Regions from separate parts of the Homo sapiens genome. Here region 2 is linked to region 1. Evidence: chromatin contacts called from ENCODE Hi-C or POLR2A ChIA-PET data. All regions are on one chromosome and are shown on one strand. The core of a region is the stretch at or near the end of the contact, and the rest is flanking DNA. Distances in the headings are between cores, read along the strand shown. Region 1 overlaps SAMD14 (sterile alpha motif domain containing 14). Region 2 holds the start of MRPL27 (mitochondrial ribosomal protein L27).

What was found. Hi-C counts contacts between places; a loop is a spot of excess contacts on that map. ChIA-PET counts read pairs that join two places held with the same protein, here RNA polymerase II (POLR2A). Pooled maps may share reads with other maps.
Region 2: a loop to region 1 is called in a pooled map, with 2.7 times the contacts of the local background. The contact joins the promoter of MRPL27 here to the enhancer-like site in region 1. A Hi-C loop is called at or near these places in 1 of 168 maps with a recorded cell type or tissue (heart left ventricle) and 1 of 50 pooled maps. POLR2A ChIA-PET finds 5 or more read pairs at or near these places in 5 of 52 experiments (HEK293, IMR-90, Panc1 and 2 more).

The regions. Positions count from the first base shown.
Region 1 is chr17:50,116,066-50,121,921 of GRCh38, reverse strand. It overlaps SAMD14 (sterile alpha motif domain containing 14), which reads left to right. Exons shown (of 10, transcript NM_001257359.2): 3 at 3,595-3,761; 4 at 4,227-4,515; 5 at 5,832-5,856. Among named protein-coding and RNA genes, the nearest start is that of SAMD14, 11 kb to the left of the region's middle. RefSeq lists a silencer at 4,388-4,677 and an enhancer at 5,520-5,856. Within about 2 kb of position 4,606, at least 2 of the 41 ENCODE cell types and tissues checked have a DNase peak (open chromatin) inside an H3K27ac peak, as active enhancers do.
Region 2 is chr17:50,371,004-50,376,859 of GRCh38, reverse strand. MRPL27 (mitochondrial ribosomal protein L27) reads left to right here and starts at 3,676. Exons shown (of 4, transcript NM_016504.3): 1 at 3,676-3,729. The coding sequence starts at 3,690. EME1 (essential meiotic structure-specific endonuclease 1) reads right to left here and starts at 3,631. Exons shown (of 9, transcript NM_152463.4): 1 at 3,583-3,631; 2 at 877-1,675; 3 at 667-794. The coding sequence starts at 1,651. RefSeq lists enhancers at 3,313-3,532, 3,673-4,142.

The DNA of each region.
Region 1 (5,856 bases), core at 3,357-5,856:
GCTAGTATAATCCCATTTTACACATGAGAAAGCTGACACCTAAAAGGAAGTAACTTGCCCAGAGTCACCCAGCCGGCAAATGATAGAACTGGCTTCAGCCTGGCCATCTGGGCCAGGGCCAGTGCTCTTAGCCATAGTCATGTAAGAGGAGGAATCTGTTGGGAACACAGAAAGGGTGGGCTGGGCCCCTCAGGCCTTGAATAGAGAGCTGAATAGCATGGACTTTATATTGTTAGCTTTGGGACCCCTTCTGCGAGAGTTTCAAAAGCAGGAGAGTATGGGACATGGTCAGAAATGTGCTTCAGGCCGGGCGCGATGGCCCACACCAGTAATCCCAGCACTCTGGGAGGCCAAGGCGGGCAGATCACTTGAGGCCAGGAGTTCAAGACCAGCCTGACCAACATGGCGAAACCCCATCTCTACTAAAAATACAAAAGTTAGCCAGGTGTGGTGGCACACACCTGTAGTCCCAGCTACTTGGGAGGCTGAGCCAGGAGAATCGATTGAGCCTGGGAGGTGGAGGTTGCAGTGAGCTAAGATCATGCCACTGCACTCTAGCCTGGGTGGCAGAGCAAGATTCTGTCTCCACAAGAAAAAAAAAAAAGAAAGGTGCTTCAGAAAGTTTCTTCTAGTCACATGGAAGGTACGAGGAGGAGCCAGACAGGAGGCAGGGAGCGAAGGAGGGATAGTTGCATGTTTTGGGGTGGCAGGGGGTGGGAGGTGGGGGCAGCTCCCCTCCACTCAGGTGAAGGCCTGAGCTAAGGCAGTTCGGTCCAGAGGAGAGGAGAGCCCAGGTTCCATGGGTGTGAGGAGGCCAATCAACAGAACATTTTTCTTTCATTAAAAGGGTGTGCTAAGCACCTACTGTGTGCCAGGCACTGTTCTCTGCCTGTGGTAGAGCAGTGAACAAAGCAGAAACCTGTCCTCATGGAGCTGACATTCTAATGGGTGGAGAAAGACCATAAATGATATAAGCAAAATATATAGCATGCCAGAGAATGAGAAATGATATAGGAAAAAAACAGGAGTGGAGTTTTGGAGTGGGGGGGCTATTATAAATTGGGTGGTCAGGGAAGGCCTCAGTGAGAGAAAGCATTTAAGCGAAGACTTGAAGGAAGTGAGGGAGAGAACCACGCAGAAATCTGTGGAAAGAGCCTTGCAGAAAAAGGGCAGAGGAGGTGCAAAGGCCCTGCAATGCAGGCTGGCTTGTGTGAGGATGAGCCAGGCGGCCAGGATGGTTGGAGTGGAGGGACAGGAGTAGTGCTCAGACAGGCAAGGGAGCATAGGCTGACTCTGGAAGGCCACTGGGAGAACTTTGACTCTTAATCTGCATAAGATGGAAGTCACTGGAGGGTTCTGAACAGGGGAGTGATATAAACTGACACGTTTGATCAGGATCACTCTGGCTGCTGTGTTGAAAATAGACTAGATGGGAAAGGGAGACGGAAGGAAGACCAGCTAGGAGGCTGTTTGTAATAATCCAGGCTAAAAGATGATGGCAGTTTAGACCTTCTGGTCTAAGAGACTGTGAATTCTCCCTCTCACTTCCCTCCCTTTCCTCCCATCCTCTCCCCTCTTTTTCTTTCCTCTCCTCTCCTCTCCCTTCCTCTGCTCTCCTCCCTTTCTCTCCATATGTACGCATGTATAGGAGTATGTGTATACATTCGCATACACAAACAATAATTTATTAAGGAAAATCTCAAACAGATTCAAAATTAGAGATTACAGCAAAGTGTAGTCTATCATGCACTCAAGAACTCATTACCCAGCCTCAACAATGACCTAGTCATAGCCAGTCTAGTTTCATATCTATCCCATCCACGCCCTCCCCCTATTGCCCTGGATTATGTGGAACCTAGTCCAAAACATCATATCCCTTCACCGTAAATATTTCAGTATGTCTAGCTATTTTTTGAAAGTAGAGCTAACAGGAATTGTGGATGAATCCGTTTGTAGGATGGTAGGGAAAGCAGTGAAGAATGACTCCAGGGGTTCAGCTGAGCAACTAGAAGAATGGAGCTACTGTTCACCAAGACTGGGAGGAGCAGCTCTGGGGTGGGAGAGATCAGGAGATTGCAGCACCTGTAGGCTGAAGACCCCTGGTGGACATCAAAGTGGAGGTGTCAACTAGACAGTTGGACATGAATTACCAACTGGGTCTGGGGCTGAGAGAGAAGAAGGGTAGCTTAGGGCTGTCTGACTCGGGCGACTTGGGTGGACAAGGGGGCTTTTCACTGAGTCAAGGAAGAGAGTAGAAGCTGGTTTGAGGTTACATGATCGGTTCATTTTGATGAGTTGAGCTTGAGACACCTTGGGGTCTTTGACGTGGTAACTTCCTTGGCAGGTGCCTGAGTGCCCACACTCAGAATTCAGGGGAGGGTGTCAAGGCTGGAAATAGAAATAGGTGGTAGTTAAGCCAGGAGAGCAACTGGGGTGGCTTAGGGGTTGTCTACAGAACGAAACAGGAGCAGACAAGGCAGGGTGGGCATGAGTGACAGAATAGGGCCCCTGAGATCATGCTGGGTGGAGTGGGGAGGAAAAGTCTTGACCCATCTTGAAGCCTGGGAAGACTCTTTCTGTTTGGAGACCCCAGTGCCAAGCTCAGCACTGGTACAGCATGAGGGCTTCATTCCGAGGTGCAGCACGTGACAAGTGGAGCTATGAGCAATAAGGACTTTAACGCTGGACCCACTGGGTCTGCCCACTCTTCCTCCATGTCCTCATGCAAGATCTAGCACAGGGCCACAGACCCAGGACAGAAGAGAGGTTTCGGGGACTATGGGGCTTTCCTTCCTGCCACTGCCAGTGGATTCTGGGGGTGTCCCTTTGCTCCACTCCAACTGCAAGCCCTCTAGATGCTCAGCAGTGCTATCTCTGAGTGAGACCCTGCGCGTGGCACAGCAAGCCAGTGTCCCCAGTAGGGCCAGTCTCTAGAGCCAGCCTAGCCAGGCTCAAATCCTGGACCATTGCTAGCTGGTGGCTTTAGTCAAGTGACTTAACCTCTCTGAGTTTTAGTTTGCTCAGCTGTAAAGTATGCATAGTAACTGTCCTAACCCCACCGGGTTGTTTTGAGTGAGAGATGATGTATGTACACTGTCTGGTGTGTAGTAAGTGTTTCTTAAATGGTGGCCATTATTTCCATCATCTCTCCAGCCTCATCCCTCAACCCTTCTCTCCACAAAGCTACCCTCCAACTGTCCCTGGAGGTACCACCCTTGTTTCCCTACTTCCTAGCATTGCATATACCTGTTTTGCCCACCTCATCTCTTACAGACTCCTACCCAGACGTTAAAACCCAGCTTTGGTGTTTCCTCCTCTGATGCATCCAAACAGGGCTGCCGTTCCTCCGTGTCTACAGGAGGGTTCATCACACGGCGCTGTATTTTAGCGCCGGCATTTCTGCTTCCCCTGCACACCCGCCCACTCCCACCTGAGACGGGGAGACACCCTGTTTTTCATCTGTCTGTGCTCCCAGCACTCAAGAACACGGGTTGAATGCCTGGGGTGTGGGTGCAGGTGGCCCCTGAGGTGGGCCTCTGGGCTTGCCGTCACCTCTCATGTGTCTGGTCTCTGCTCCCCTCCCCCGGTTCGCAGACCTGGACTTGGCTGTGCCAGAGACGGCCAGACTGGACAGCAGTTTACACAAGGCCCGGGCCCAACTGTTGGCCAAGGGCCGGAGACACCGGCCATCCCGCTCCAGGCTTCGGGACAGTGCCAGCTCCGCGGAGGATGGTGAAGGCTCGGATGGGCCCGGAGGCAAGGTTGGGGCAAGTTAGGAAAACACATATACACCCTCCCACCCCTCCCTCTCCTCCCACCCCTGGATAATCTCTCCAGAGTGCTCTTCCAGGGAAACCACATCCCCAGACTCCTGACCTAGTAATGCTGCCAAGTGTTAGCTGCAGTTCACTTCTGGCTCATTTAATCCTGTGTAAAGAAGATATTATTAGCCCCATTTTACAGCTGAGGAAACTGAGGCCCTGAGAGGTCCAGGAGCAAAGTCACAGTAAGTGAAGGAGGGGGAATTCAGCCCCAGCCTGTGTGACTCAAAGTTCCTGTTTCCCACCTCTCACTCTCCAGCCACCCCGCTGCCTAAGGCATGAGGAAACCCTCCCTCTAGGCCCCGGAAGGACCCTCAGGGCCCGCAGTTTACAGGGTGAAAGTCTCCCAGCTCCTCCGGGAAGGGAGGAGGAGGGTTCTCGGTGAGCGGCTGCCCCCTCGTCCAGGTGACCGATGGCTGCGGGAGCCCCCTGCACCGGCTGCGCTCGCCTTTGCACTCAGGCCCGGGGTCCCCGGCCGGGGGCTCTTTCTGCCTGGATCCTCCGGGGTTGCGGCGCAGCCTGGACGAGGACGAGCCGCCGCCCTCGCCGCTCACACGCTACCGGCCCCTGCACAACGCTGCGTCGCACGAGGGCCTGGCCGCCGCCTCCTGCTCTCCGCCGCGCTCCGCGCCCTCCTCCGACAGCTCCCCCAGCTTCGTGCGCCGCCACCCGCGCGCAGAGCCGCACAGCGAAGGTGAGAGGCGGCCAGCGCCGCACCTCCTGCTGGTCGCTCCCGGGCGCAGCAGCCCTCCCGGTCCCGGCGCGCACCGCAGCCGCGGAAGGGGCAGCTGAGCAGGGTGGCTGGGGGAGGTGAAGAGTAAACGCCGCCGCTCACTCATTCTTTACCGAGCGCCTACTAAGTGCCAGATCCTGTGGGCTCTGGGACACCCAGGTGAGCAAACACATGCAGTCTTTATCATCATAGTGGTTTAGTGGAGAAACAATCAAATCAGGCCTGGCTGGCGGCTCACGCCTGTAATCCCAACACCTTGGGAGGCCGAGATGGAGGATCGCTTGAGCCCAGGAGTTCGAGACCAGCCTGGGCAACATAGCGAGACCGTCTCCAGAAAAAATTAAAAAATTAGCCCCGCGTGGTATGCACCTGTAGAACCAGCTACTTGGAAGGCTGAGGCGGGAGGATAGCTTGAACCCGGGAGTTTTGAGCTGCAGTGAGCTATGATCACTCCTTGCCTCAAAAACAAAACAAAACAAAAACCCAATCAAATCATCCCTTAACTAAATGTCTAGTTATAAACTATAACAAGTGCTATTTGGGAAATGTGTGCGGCAGCATGGCGGGAGAGCATACACCAGGATGCTTGGCCTGGCTAGGAACATCCTGGAAATGACATTTGAGCCAAGTTTGGAAGGTTGGTTAGATGTTGGCCAGGATAGGCCGAGTGCAGTGGCTCACGCTTGTAATCCCAGCACTTTGGGAGGCCGAGGCGGGTGGATCACCTGAGGTCAGGAGTTCGAGACCAGCCTGGACAACATGATGAAACCCTGTCTGAACTAAAAACACAAAAAATTAGCCGGGTGTGGTGGCGGGCGCCTGTAATCCCAGCTACTCAGGAGGCTGAGGCAGGAGAATTGCTTGAACCCGGGAGGTGGAAGTTGCAGTGAGCCAAGATCACGCCATTGCACTCCAGCCTGGGCAACAAGAGCAAAACTCTGTCTCAAAAAAAAAAAAAAAAAAAAAAGTTGGCCAGGATAAAATTGAGTAAATGGTAGTGATTCCTACCTTTTTGGAACGTTTTATAGTTTGTAAAAGGCTGTCATAAGCATCCCATTAGGTCCCATGAAGCAGGTAGATGTTATTATCCCCATATTTAAAATGGAGGAAGGCCAGAGAGGTAAAGTGGCTTATCCTAGGACACCCAGCTAGTGAAGGCCACCAGAGCCAGGATGCCTGATTCTAAGTCAAGAGAATTTCTACCACCCCACACTGGCAGCCGAAGGAGGCAGGCAGGGCAGCAAACAGGCAGTTTCCTTCCTTCTCTCCCTGGAAAGATGACAGCCGTGACGCCAGTCCTCC
Region 2 (5,856 bases), core at 2,427-4,926, 260 kb before region 1:
GGTGTCACCAGCAGGGACCCGAGGAGAGGACTAGTGGGAAGGAGAAAAGTGAAGTCAGGGTATTTTTCCCCTGGCTCCCTCCCAGTGGGGTCACCTAGGGTTTGCTGTCCCCCTCTGTGGCAGCTCATAGCTTCGCTCAAGGTGGTCCTCTCTCCATTTCTCTCTCCTGAATTCTGTTAACCACTCCTTCCCCTCATCCCTTCAGGCATAGGGATGGTAACAGCTATGCCAATGGTTCTCAACCGGGGGTGATTTTTCCCCACAAATGACATCTGGCAGTGTCTGCAGACATTTTTTATTGTCATGACTGAGAGGGGTACATTAGTAGATAGTGGCCAGGAATGCTGCTAAACATTGTGCACATCATAGGACAGCACCCAAAACAAAGAATTCTCCAATCTAAAATGTCAACAATACTGAGGTCGAAAAACCTAAGTTGTGCTGTTATTACTGTGAGGTACCATGCTGTCACTGGTAGTTTCCTCATACCCTGCCCATGCCTTGGCAAACAGTCCCTTTATTCAATCTTCTTTTAATTACCCTGAGTTGAATGTGCCATCTGTCTTCCTGCTGGGGCCCTGATAAGTATCCTTTAAAATAAAAGCATATTTATCCTGTAATTGTAAGGGGAGGAGAGGGAGGAAATGTCAGCCAGAAAACTCCTACCTCAGACGGCCCAGCCCTTCTCCTCCAAGTGACACTGCAAGGCACAGCCTGCGCCTCAATCACACAGCGGCACTCCATGGTCTGCAGTGCTCCTAGGAGCTGGCCCCCACCTTCCATCTGTAAGAGCACTGCAACAGATGGAAAAGGGACTGTCAGTGGGGGGTCCAGAACGCAGATAACTCAGCACAGGACAAAGACACATGTGAGGACCTGGATCCAGCACTACAATGATGTGTTTTAAGCATTCCTCTGGCCTCTGGGCTTTCATCCTGGTAACCAGTGCTGCATTCTTTCTTTCCTGTCTTCTCAGGGTGCTTTCCTTCTGCCTTGCTTGTCTCTGCTGCCGGCATCCGTGTGAGCCTCTTCCCTGGACCTTCTGACTCGGCTTGGTTTTCTTCTGGGGTGGAAGGATGTCAGAATTTGTTTTGGTTACTGCCAAGCTGCTGCTCTGGCCAGGGCAGGTAGACAGGTAGGCTGGAAGCTGACAGCATGGATCTAAGATCAGGTCCTTGTTATCTGCTGCACTCCTCTCTGGGGTATCATGGAGGGGAACTTCAGGGATCTTTGGAAAGGGCTTTTTCCAGTCACATGATGCACCTTCATTATTTTGATGATCCAAAACACTTTTAACTGGGGAGCTAGAGTCCTCAGGGCTCAGTTGCTTGTGGGTCAGAAACTTACATGTAAGCCTTTGAGCCAGAGGAATAAATTCTTCTTCATCTTCACTTTCACTGCTTAGCAACCTGACTGGCTGTGTTTGTGTGACAGTTTCAGCTATTTCTGGGACAGGTGGTGAAAATAACTCTGGTGCTGGAGGACAGGAGGCTTCACAATCTGAGATGTCAACCACTACAATCTTCTCTTCCCTTTCAGGCTGTCTCCTCTTTGTTGAAGATGGTTCCTTCTTCAGAAAGGCAAATGTTGGCAACTCCTCAGAGTCACTATCACCAGAATCCAGTGAGGGTGATGACTTCTTTAGAGCCATCAGTATGTGCTATCAAATAATTCCCTAAAAGGAAAAGAGACATATGACACAGACTGGAGCATTCAATTCAGTCCACTAGCTGTGTTCCATAGCCAGGCTTTATGACATAAATATAAGATATAGAGAATACAGAAACAGAGAAATATGACATGGCCCCAACACATTCAATCTGGAACTCTAACTCCTGGTAATCTAACAGGAATCCTCCTCAAATTCTTTCCAGGTCAAGCTGAAGTATAAACAAAGTAGAGTTACCATTACAAAATTTTAATGGGGGGAGGTGGTAACAAGATTTAACACCTCCAACCCCTTGTTTATCTTCACGTTTGAAATGGAGATGTCAAAAGTTCTTCTTTTTTTTTTTTGAGATGGAGTCTCACTCTGGCACCCACGTTGGAGTGCAGTGGCACAATCTTGGCTCACTGCAACCTCACTCCCAGGTTCAAGTGATTCTCCTGCCTCAGCCTAGCTGGGATTACAGGCGCCCCACCACCACACCTGGCTAATTTTTGTATTTTTAGTAGAGATGCGTTTTCATCATGTTCGCCAGGCTAGTCTTGAACTCCTGACCTCAAGTGATCCGCCCGCCTTGGCCTCCCAAAGTGCTGAGATTACAGGTGTGAACCACTGCACCTGGCCAAAAACTGTTCTTTTTAAAAATTGAGATATAGGCTGGGCATGGTAGCTCATGCGTATAATCCCAGCACTTTGGGAGGCCAAAGCAGAAGGATCACTTGAGCCCAGGAGTTCGAGAACAGCCTGGGCAACATAGTGAGAACTCGTCTCTACAAAAAAATACAAAAATTAGCTGGGTATGGTGGCTCACACCTGTAGTCCCAGATACTCAGGAGGCTGAGGTGGGAGGATTGCTTGAGCCTGGGAGGTCAAGGCTGCAGTGAGCTGTGATTGTACGACTGCACTCCAGCCCGGGTGACAGAGTGAGACCCTGCTTCAAAAGAAAAATAAAATAAAAATAAAAATAGAGATATAATTTGCACAGCATAATATCCTTTTAAAAGTGTACATTCAGTAGATTTTAGTATATTCACAATGTTGTGCAACCATCATCACTATTTTATCACCTCAAAAAGAATTCCTGCAGCCATTAAGCCGTCACTGTCCTTTCCCTCCCTCCCCAGCTCCTGGCAACCATAAATCTGTCTCTATGCATTTGCCTATTCTGGATATTTCATATAAATAGAATCATACACTATGTGGCCTTTTGTGATTGACTTTTTTCACTCAGCTTGTTTTCAAGGTTTATCTATGATGTAGCCTGTATCAGTAGTTAATTGCTTTTCATGACTGAATAATATTCCACTGTATGGATATGCTACATTTTGTTTATCCATTCATCACTTGGACATTTAATTTGTTTCCTTTTTTTGCCTGTTATGAATAATGCTGCTATGAACACTGACATACAAGTTTTTGTGGGGGTATGTTTTCAAATCCCTTTCGTGTATATACCTAGGAGTAGAATTGCTGGGTCATATGCAAAGCTAATCATTTCTTGAACATTTACTAACACTGTAGGTATGACCCAGAAGGAGACATGTAACCTGCCTAGGCCTCAGTTTCTTCCTTAGTAAAACAGGGATGGTAACAGCACCCATTTTATAAGGTAGTGAGAATTAAATAAAATAATGCATCCACCGCGCTTAGTACAGCATCTGGCACACAGCTGGCTAAGTAGAGTAAGTTGAATGACTAGGGAGGGGGCCTCATCTCTGACCCTTCGCTGGGCCTCCGTTGACATCTGCAAATCAGGGGAGTGGGACAAGCGGGCCCCTGCCCGACAAGCTCTGCGCCTCTCAGGCTGGCGGTCCGCTGCAGAGGCTCCTGGACACCTTAGCCACCAAGATTCTGCAGAGCGGTGTTCAGGAGGGAAGCCCTGCCCAATCCGCAGGCCTGCGACCGGGGACGCTCACCTGCAACTTCTCCCGCCACTCTTTCAACTGCCACGCAGGGCCCGGAAGTAGATCTCCTGATAGCGGAAGTAGAAACTTTTCGAGACCGGAAGTGAGTGATCGAAAGCATGGCGTCGGTGGTGTTGGCGCTGAGGACCCGGACAGCCGGTAATGGGACGCAGTAGTCAGAGCGGGGTGAGGCGGGGAGGCAGAGTGGAGCTCCAGCAGGGAGGGAAGGAGGTGACACTGATCCCCGCGGAGGACCTTGGATGCGAGGGGAAGTGTGTGGGGTACTCCAGGTTTGAGGGACGGTGTCGCTGGTCACGTGACACATCCTGGGTGGAGCCGTGAGTGAGGGCGTTTGAAGAGCACTTGTCTTTCTCCTGCCTCAGCAGCACGGACGGGTTCCTTGGCGGTTGGGGATTTGGGTGGGTCCTTTCTCTGTAGAAGTATTAGTAACATTGGCATATTGGGGTTGAAAAAATTAATCTATTGATTCAGCAGATTGAGGTCTTACTTTGTGCTAGACACGGCGGTAGGTGTTCGGAAAATCAGCAGAAAACGTGAAGACTTGGCTTCTAGCCCCCGAACGGTTCTCTCTGGTGCATAAGGCAATAAATGAACATATAAAGTAGATGTAGACTGGCAAGTGCTGTGAAGAAGGATAATGTGTGTCTGTGTGTGTGTCTTTTTTTAGATTGGACGGTGAAGGAAGGCTTCTGAGGAGATAACATTTAAAACCTAAAGAATGACAGGCGGGGCGTGATGGCTCACGCCTGTAGTCCCAACACTTTGGGAGGCCTAGGTGGGCGGATCGCTTGAGCCCAGGAGTTCAAGACCGACTGGGCAACATGGCAAAACCCCATCTCTACAAAAAATACAAAAATTAGCTGGGTGTAGTGGCGCTTGCCTGTGGTCTCAGATACTCAGGAGGCTGAGGTGGGAGGATCACCTGAGCTCGGGAGGTCGAGGTTGCAGTGAGCTATGTTCATACCACTGCACTCCAGCCTGGGTGACAGAATGGGGCCCTATCCCCCCCCCCCAAAAAAAAAAGAATGACAGGAGACCTAGACCTGTGTAGAGTGAGGGACAGGAGAGTGACTTGAGCCAGTTTTACATTTTGAGAAGCAAACTATTGCTCTTATGTAAATTTAAAGGGGATAGGAGTGGAAATGAGGAAATCAAATGGAAAGTCGTAATAGCCCTGAGGAGAGATGATTTAGCCAAGATGTTTGTGGTGGCAGTGAACTTGGAGGAAAACGGATGAATTTGAGATCTGTTTTGGAGTTAGCATCCACAGAGCTTGCTGGTGAACAATATGTGAGGACAGCAAAGAGAAGGAATCTGCAATGACTCTGGTTTCTGCCTAAGCAACTGGATGAATGGTGGTACCATTTACTTTGAGGAGGAGGATGGGGAGTAGGGTGAAGAGCAAAGATTTGTGAGTGAGATAATGTAAGTAAAGTAAAAGCCCAGCTCCTGAGCTTAGTAAGTATGTAAATGAATGAATAGATGTTTAAAGGTAGGTAGATCCTGGCGCCGGGCATGTTTTAACATGTTGTCTTTCTGAGTCCTTATCTCTGGTCCTTTGCCCCAGCTAGTCTCTGGTGTCATGGAAATGTCAGAAACCCAGGCTTCAGGAACTCTGAACTTATAGGCTCCAGAGACCCACAAGGCTTCTCTAAAGACACTGGCATGGACCTTAAATCATGGCTGTGTCTGGAGACCTGCAGGCAAGGAGTTGCACCCCTAGGCTTGTCATACAGCAAGGGACTACCATCTTAGTATGAATTTTAGTTCATTTTACTTCTGCAAATGAATGCTATTGAGCACTTTGGAATGAGTATGGAGAGGTCAGATTAACAAGGGCAGTGTGTGGGTCATGGTTGGACCTCTGCTTGATGTGCTTTGAGAAGAAAGGGCCCAGCCTTCTGAAATGGCCAGGACCCTGTGGGAGCCACTTTTAGGCCAGCCATCCTTTTGGTTTACTAGTATTTGGTGAGCAGTGGATGAGTGGACAGCTGAGAAAGTCATGGGTGAGGCCTGTAATCCCAACACTTTGGGATCACCTGAGGTCAGGAGTTCGAGACCAGCCTGGCTAACATGGTGAAACCCCGTTTCTACTAAAAATACGAAAAATTAGCTGGGCGTGGTGGCGTACACCTGTAATCCCAGCTACTTGGGAGGCTGAGGCAGGAGAATCGCTTGAATCCGGGACGCGGAGGTTGCAGGGAGCCAGGACTATGCCATTGCACTCCAGCTTGGGCAACAAGAGTGAAGCTCCGTCTTTAAAAA